2 separate regions of the Homo sapiens genome follow, and region 2 is linked to region 1. A link is a loop called in an ENCODE intact Hi-C map of the cell type or tissue named here. Cell type or tissue: GM12878. All regions are shown on one strand. Each heading gives the region's core, and the rest is flanking DNA. Links, peaks and the distances in the headings are about the cores only.

The links. Hi-C counts contacts between places; a loop is a spot of excess contacts. Peaks named below come from ENCODE experiments on the same cell type or tissue, not always from the same donor. Only the 100,000 strongest peaks of a DNase experiment are listed, where the experiment ranks them.
Region 2: it touches region 1 in a loop (5-fold over the local background); 3 of 110 quality-filtered maps call a loop at or near these places.

The regions. Positions count from the first base shown.
Region 1 is chr10:48,334,857-48,339,263 of GRCh38, reverse strand. All of the region lies in intron 1 of MAPK8 (mitogen-activated protein kinase 8), which reads right to left. Among named protein-coding and RNA genes, the nearest start is that of MAPK8, 30 kb to the right of the region's middle. In GM12878, for the core only: no CTCF peak of the experiment used is centred there; a DNase peak (open chromatin) is centred at 2,103; H3K4me3 peaks cover 795 bases; H3K27ac peaks cover 813 bases.
Region 2 is chr10:48,277,354-48,281,760 of GRCh38, reverse strand. No RefSeq gene overlaps it. Among named protein-coding and RNA genes, the nearest start is that of FRMPD2, 4.9 kb to the right of the region's middle. RefSeq lists an enhancer at 2,088-2,257. In GM12878, for the core only: no CTCF peak of the experiment used is centred there; a DNase peak (open chromatin) is centred at 2,510; H3K27ac peaks cover 3,132 bases.

The DNA of each region.
Region 1 (4,407 bases), core at 70-4,069:
CTCTATTTTGTTCCATTGATGTATGTGTCTATCTTTGTACCAATTCCGTGCTATTTTGGTTACAATAGCCTTGCAGTATAGTCTGAAGTTGGGTAATATGATGCCTCTGGCTTTGTTCCTTTTGCTTAGATCGCTCTACCTATTTAGGCTCTATTGTATTTCCACATGAATATTAGAATTGTCTTTTCTAATTCTGTGAAAAAAAATCACATTGGTAATTTGATAGGAATTATATTGAAGTTGTAGATTGCTTTGGGCAGTATGGTCATTTAACAATGTTGATTCTTTCAATCTACAAGCATGGGACGTTTCTTCCATTTGTTTGTGTCATCTATGAATTCTTTCATCAGTGTTTTACAGTTCTTTGTAGAGATCTTTCCCTTCCTTGGTTAAATGTAATTCTAGATATTGTGTGTGTGTGGTGTGTGTGTTTGTGTGTGTCTATTGTAAATTAGTTCTTAATTTGGCTCTCAGCTTGAATGTTATTGGTGTATAGAAATGCCAGTGATTTTTGTACATTTATTTTGTATCCTCAAACTTTACTGGAGTTGTTTCTCAGGTCCAGGAGTCTTTCGGGGAATCTTTCAGGGTTTTTTTAGGTACAGGATCATGTCATCAACAAGCATATAATTTGACTTCCTCTTTGCCTATTTGGACATCTTTTATTTCTTTTGTCTGATTGCTTTGGCTAGAACTTCTAGTACTATGTTGAAAAGGAATGGTGAGAGTGGACATCCTTGTCTTGTTCTGGTTCTTAGGGGAAATGCTTTCAACTTTTGCTCATTCAGGATGATGTTGGCTGTGGGTATGTCATAAATGACTCTTACTATTTTGAGGTATGTTCCTCTGATGCCTAGGTTGTTGAGGTTTTATCATGGAGAGATGCTGGATTTTACTGCATAAGAATATGGTTTTTGTTTTTTAATTCTGTTTATGTGGTGAATTACATTTATTGATTTGTATATTCTGAACCATCCTTGTATCTAGGAAAAAACCTACCTGATCATGGTGAATTATCTTTTTTATGTGCTGCTAGATTCAGTCTGCTAGTATTTTGTTGAGGATTTTTGCCTCTATCTTCATCAGGGATGCTGGCCTGCATTTCTGTTTTTCTTTTTGTTGTTGTGTCCTTGCTAGATTTTGATATTGGGATGATACTGGTTTCAAAGAATGAGTTAGGGAGGATATCTCTCCACCTTGATTTTTTTGGAATAGTTTCAGTAAGATTGGTATCAGCTCTTCTACCAACATCTAGTAAAATCTGGCTATGAATCCTTTTGGTTCAGGGCTTTTTGTGGTTGGTAGATTTTATTATGTATTCAACGTTATAACTCGTTATTGGTCTGTTCAGGATTTTGATTTCTTCCTGGTTCACTCTTGGAAGGCTGTGTGCTTCCAGATGTTTATCTATTTCCTCTAAATTTTCTAGTTTGTGCACATAAAAATGTCCACAGTAGTCTCTAAGGATCTTTGTATTTCTATGGTATCCACTGTAATGACATCTTTGCCATTTTTGTGCTTATTTGAATCTTCTCTCTTTTCTTGGTTCATCTAGCTGGCAGTCTATCAATTTTGTTTACCCTTTAGAAGGACAAACAGAACTTTCCGTTTTGTTGATTCTGTGTGTAATTTTTTGGTCTCAATTCTGTTTAGTTCTGCACAAATCTTTGTTATTTCTTTTGTTCTGCTAGCTTTCAGGTTGGTTTGTTCTTATTTTGCTAGTTCCTTTAGGGGCAATGTTAGGTTGTTAATTTGAGATCTTTCTTTTGATGTAGGAATTTAGCACTAAAATTTTCCTCTTAACTCTATTTTGCTATATCCTAGAGGTTTTCATATATTGTTTCTATTTTCATTTGTTCCAAAAAAAATTGTATTTCTGCCTTAATTTTGTTTAGCCAAACGTCATTCAGGAGCAAACTGTTTCATTTCCATGTACTTACGTGGCTTTCAGAGTTATTCTTGGTATTGATTTCTAATTTTATTCAACTGTGGTCCAAACAGATGCTTGGTATGATTTCTGCTTTTTTGAATTTATTGAGACTTGCTTTATGACTGAGCATGTGGTCATTTTTAGAGCATGCAAAGATGAGTAAAATGTGTATTCTGTGGTTGTTGGGTAGGGTATTCTGTACGTGTGTATTACGTCCATTTGGTCAAAACTTCAATTTAAGTCGAGAATTTGTTAGTTTTCTGCGGTGATCTGTCCAGTGCTGTCAGTGGGCTGTTGCAGTCCTCCACTATTATTGTGTGGTTGTCTCGTTTTCCTAAGTCTAGTAGTATTTGTTTTATAAATGTGGGTGCTACAACACTGGGTATGGCATATATACCTAGGAGATACAAATCTTGTTGAATTAAATCCTTTGTCATTATATAATGCCCTTGTCTTTTGTTACTGTTGTTGGTTTAATATCTGTGTTATCTGATACAACAATAGCAACACCTTCTCTTTAAAAAACCTATAAAGTGCTGAGAAATAAAAGTTCCATTCCAGAAATGCCTACCTTTTGCCTTTTTCACTGGCATTCTCTTACATGTGTACAGCAGTTTTCCAGGGGCTAAGCAACCCACAGGGTTATCACAATAGGTTATATTATTTTTTCTTTTGAAAAAGTTATTTTTCATAAAATTTTATGTTAACTTTAACTGGGTTATTACTTTGTCAATGAACTGATGAATAAATATTTTTTAGAGTTCTTAGTTTTAATTTCTAATAGAGTAAATTTCAATAGCTATAGCCTATATAAAGCACCTTGAGATATTCAATAATTTTTAACAACACAGACATTCCAAAACTCTTAAAAAGTTTGAGAATTGCTGCTTTTAGAAGTAGGAGCCACATCAAATTATTCCCTCATGATATCACAGGGCCTGTGAGGAACTTTTTTACTGCAAATTTAATTTCCTTAATAAATACGTAGCTGTTTTCTTGTGTAAATCTGGGCAATGAATATTTTTTAAAAGAGTGTTCCATTTCATCTACATTGTTTCTTAGCTTTTGAGTGTTTATAATATTCCTTTATTCTTTTAATATCTGCCATATATGTTGTGATGTCCATCTTTCACTCCACATACTGATAATCTGTGGTTCTTTTTTTTAATACTCATCAGTCAGGGTAGAAATTTAACAATCTTACTATTTCCAAAAATTCTTAATTACATAAATCTTGACCGTCAAATACCTGATACAGATGGAGTTTTCTGCTAGCCCTGTCAGTCCTCAAACCACACTATGACAATGGTGGTATAAAGAAACACATTTGAAAGATCTGCAGGCCTCACTAAATCAGTATTTTCCAAATGACTAATACATGATGTTTCAAACTTATAAATGGGCAAAACACTCATTTAAAACGCAAGATAGACAAATGGATTTTAATATAATAGAATATGAAAAATTTATTAATATAGTTTCAGATTCTCCCTGCAGTTACCTTGTTAAATTCTGGTGTAGCACATATAAAAGAGGAATATCCACATTATCTGTTATGATGAAATGGGAAGTATACATAAGCACTGTTGCTATATACTGAAGTACAGGGGCCATTGCAGGAAAAGCACTTGTGAGACATGTTTTTAAATAATACAATTTTTACTTGAAAGAATGACACACAAACTATGTTATTTGGGCTAGGGTATGTGGAAGACATTTTCTTGAAAATGAACAAAGTGTGCCTATCACTTCAAGAAAAATAAATGACAGTATTTATTGCCAATGAAAAAATTAAAACTATCAAGTGAAAATTAAAATTTTGCAAAATTTGTATCTATCCCTGTGCAGGATCCAATGATTTTGCTGGTGAGATGAGTAGTAAGTAATAAATAATTTTTTGATATTATATAATATGGCAGCTGTCAAACTTTTTGGTTATCACTATTCCTTTATACTTTTTAAACAAAGAACTTTGTTAACAGAAGCTTTTATTTATGTTGATATATCAATATTTAATATATTAAACAGAAGTGAGCACTTAAACTTTTTAAAATTTATTTAAACATAATAAACTTCCACTGCATGATTAACTAGAATTTTGATGGAAAACGACAATTTAAAAAAAAGGAAAACCTGGTGAAAAGAGTGCCATTGTGTGAGAAAACATTTTAAATGATCCATTTTCAAGGCATGCTAAATCTAAGTACTGGCAGTCAACCTGCAGATGTGACAAACCACACAGCTCATGCACCTAGAAAGTCACTATAAGTGATCAGAATGTAGAGGAGGGGTCAGCCCATGAAAGGGAAAAGTTTTGCTATCGGAAAATCGAAACTTAAGTGAGGAAGGGGACTGGGGTATAACCTTATAAGGGGGATAATGAAACTTAGGCAACGTCTGGGAAGATTGTAACCCCATAGTACTCGACCAGTGAGGAAATGGGGGAGAGACTTGCGTGCTAGGAGATAAATTACCTG
Region 2 (4,407 bases), core at 323-4,322, 58 kb after region 1:
AGCAGCATGAAAATGGACTAATAGAGTAATTTGGTACCAGTAGAGTAGGGTGCTGCTGAAAAGATACCCAAAAATGTGGCATCAACTTTGGAACTGGGTAACAGGCAGAGGTTCGAATAGTTTGGAGGGCTCAGAAGAAGACAGCAAAATGTGGGAAAGTTTGGAACTTCTTAGAGACTTGTTGAATGGCTTTGACCAGAAGCCTGATATTGATATGGACAATAAGATCCAGACTGAGGTGGTCTCAGATGGAGATGAGAAACTTTTTGAGAACTGGAGCAAAGGTGACTCTTGTTATGTTTTAGCAAAGAGAATGGCGGCATTCTGCCCCTGCTCTGGTACCCCCCAAATTGGTACCCCATATGCCCCAAATTGGAGGAGATTTTTGGAACTTTGAACTTGAGAGCAATGATTTAGGGTATCTGGTGGAAGAAATTTCTAAGCAGCAAAGCATTCAAGAGGTGACTTGGGTGCTGTTAAAGGCATTCAGTTTTATAAGGGAAGCAGAGCATAAACATTCAAATAATTTGCAGTCTGACAATGTGATAGAAAAGAAAAACCCATTTTCTGAGGAGAAATTGAAGCCGGCTACAGAAATTTGCAAAAGTAACAAGGATGAAGCTGGAAACCATCATTCTCAGCAAACTAACACAGGAACAGAAAACCAAATACTGCATGTTCTCACTCATAAGTGGGAGTTGAACAATGAGAACACATAGACACAGGGAGGGGAATATCACACACCTGGGCATGTTGGAGGGTGGGGGGCAAGGGGAGTAATAGCATTAGGAGAAATACCTAATGCATGCAGGGCTTAAAACCTAGATGATGGGTTGATGAGTGCAGCAAACCACCATGACACATGTATACCTATGTAAAAAACCTGCATGTTCTGCACATGTATCCTAGAACTTAAAGTGTAAAAAATAAAAATAAAAAATTTTTTTCAAGTAACGAGGAGCTGAATGTTAATCACCAAGACAATGAGGAAAATATCTCCAGGGCATGTCAGAGACCTTTGTGACAGTCCCTCTCATCACAGGGCTGGAGGTCTAGGAGGAAAAGGTGTTTTTGTGGGCCAGGCCCAGGGTCCCCGTGCTGTGTGCAGCCTAGGGACTTGGTGCCCTGTGTCCCAGCCACTCCAGCTGTAGCTGAAAGGAGCCAGTGTCAAGCTCAGGCCATGGCTTCAGAGGGTGCAAGCCTCAAGTCTTGGCAGCTTCCACATGGTGTTGAGCCTGCGAGTGCACAAAAGTCAAGAATTGAGGTATGGGAACCTCTGCCTAGATTTCAGAAGATGCTTGGAAATGCCTGGATGCCCAGGCAGAAGTTTGCTGCAGGGGCAGGGCTCTCATGGAGAACCTCTGCTAAGGCAGTGTGGAAGGGGAATGTGGGATCGGAGTCCCCATACAGAGTTCCTACTGGGGCACTGCCTAGTTGAGCTGTGAGAAGAGGGCAACAATCCTCCAGACTCCAGGATGGTAGATCCAATGATAGCTTGCACTGTGTGCATGGAAAAGATGCAGACACTCAACACCAGCCCGTGAAGGCAGCTGGGAGGGAGGCTGTACCCTGCAAAGCCACACCTGCAAAGTCTTGGGGTGGAGCTGCCCAAGACTATGGGAACCTACCTCTTGCATCAGCGTGACCTGGATATGAGACATGGAGTCAAAGGAGATCATTTTGGAGCTTTAAGATTTGACTGCCCCACTGGATTTCAGACTTGTATGGGGCCTGTAGAACCTTTGTTTTGGCCGATTTCTCCCATTTGGAATGGCAGTATTTACACAATGCCTGTACCCCCACTGTATCTAGGAAGTAACTAACTTGTTTTTGATTTTACAGGCTCATAAGTGGAAGAGACTTGCCTTGTCTCAGATGAGACTTTGGGCTGTGGGCTTTTGGGTTAATGCTGAAATGAGTTAAGACTTTGAGGGACTGTTGGGAAGGCATGATTGGCTTTGAAATGTGAGGATGTGAGATTTTGGACGGGCCAGGTTGGGATGATATGGTTTGGCTGTGTCCCCACCCAGATCTCATCTTGAATTCCCACATATTGTCGAAGGGACCCGGTAGGAGGTAATTGAATCATGGGTGCAAGTCTTTCTCATGCTGTTCTCATGATAGTGACTAAGTCTCATGAGATCTGATGGTTTTAAAAAAAGGAATTCCCCTGCACAAGCTCTCTGTCTTTGCTTGCTGCTATTTATGTAAGATGTGACTTGCTCCTCTTTGCCTTCCACCATGATTGTGAGGCTTCCCCAGCCACATGGAACTGTAAGTCCAAGTAAACCTTTCTTTTGTAAATTGCCCAGTCTCAGGTATGTCTTTATCAGCAGCATGAAAATGGATGAATACAGTGTACCTGTAAGGTTGTTTCCCAGTGAGATTAGCCTGTGAGTTGGTGGACTAAGTAAAGGAGACTCCTCTCCCTAATGTAGGTGGGCATCACCCAGTCTGTTGAAGGCTTGAACAGAACACAAAAGCAGAGGAAGTGAGAATTTGCTCTCTCTCTCTCTGGCTGACTGCACTGGGCCATTGGTCTTCTGCTCTTTGACTGGGACTTACCATGTTTCTCAGGCCTTTAGACTCAGAGTGAAACTATCTCATCTGCTTTCCTGGGTCTCCAGCTTGCAGATGGCAGATTGTGAGGTTCTCAGCCACCATAATCACATGAGACAATTCCTTATAAATAAATATCCAATTGGTTCTGTTTCTCTGGAAAACAAAAGGGCACAACTGGCAATCGGATTTATTATTGAATTTCACTTGATTATATACCTCACTTTCCAGAACTCTCTATAAATAGGAGTAAACACAGTTTTTGAAAGTGAAGCAATTAAATTAAAAAATATATAAACTCAAAGATTTCGATCAGCCTAAAACCTCCTTCAGCTGATAAACAACTTCAGCAAAGTTTCAGGATACAAAATCAATGTACAAAAAAATCACTAGCATTCCTATATGCCAACAACAGCCACGCCGAGAGTCAAATCAGAAAGGCAATCCCATTCACAATTGCCATAAAAAGAATAAAATACCTAGGAATACAGCTAACCAGGGAGGTGAAGGATTGCTACAATGAGAATTACAAAACACTACTCAGAGAAATCAGACAAGACACTAACAAATGGAAAAACATCCCATGCTCATGGATAGGAAGAATCAAAGTCATTAAAATGGCCTTACTGCCCAAAGCTATTTACAGATTCAAAGCTATTTCCATCAAACTACCAACAATATTCTTCACAGAACTAGAAGAAAACTATCTTAAAATTCATATGGAACCAAAAAACAGCCTGAGTAGCCAAGGCAATCTGAAGCAAAAAGAACAGAGCTGGAGACATTGAGTTACCCAACTTCAAACTATACTACAGGGCTACAGTAACCTAAACAGCATGATGCTGGTACAAAAACAGGAACATAGACCAATGGAACAGAATGGAAAGCCCAGAAATAAGGCTGTACACTTACAACCATGTGAATCTTCAACAAAGCTGACAAAAACAAGCAATGAGGAAAAGACTCCCTGTTCAATAAATGGTGCTGAGATAACTGGCTAGCCACATGCAGAATATTAAAACTGGACCCCTTCCTTACACCATATACAAAATTAACTCAAGATGGATTAAGGACTTAATGTAAAACCAGAAACTATAAAAACACTGGCAGACAACCTAGGCAATCAATACCATTCAGGACATAGGAACTGGCAAAGATTTCATGACAAAGACACCAAAAGCAATCACAACAAAAGGAAAAATTGACAGTGCGATCTAATTAAACTTAAGAACTTCTGCACAGCAAAAGAAATTATCAACAGAGTAAACAGACAACCTACAGAATGGGAGAAAATATTTGCAAAATATGCATCTGACAAAAGTCTAATATCCAGCATCTATAAGGAACTTAAACAAATTTACGAGAGAAAAACAAACGACCCTATTAAAAAGTGGGCAAAGGACATGAACAGAAACTTCTTAAAAGAAGACATACATGCGGCCAACAAGTGTATGAAAAAAGCTCAACACCATTGATAATGAGAGAAATGCAAATCAAATCCACAATGAGATACCATCTCACACCAGTCAGAATGGCTATTAATAAAATATGTATAAAGAAACAGATGTTGGCAAGGTTGCAAATAACAGGGAACACTTATACACTGTTGGTGGGAATGTAAATTCATTCAACCATTGTGGAAGACAGTGTGGCAATTTCTCAAAGACCTAGAGACAGAAATACCATTTTACCCAGCAATCCCATTACTGGGTATATACCCAAAGGAATATAAATTGTTCTATTATAAAGACACATGGACATTTATGTTCATGGCAGCACTATTCACAATAGCAAAGACATGGCATCAATGTAAATGCCCATCAATGACAAATTGGATAAAGAAAATGT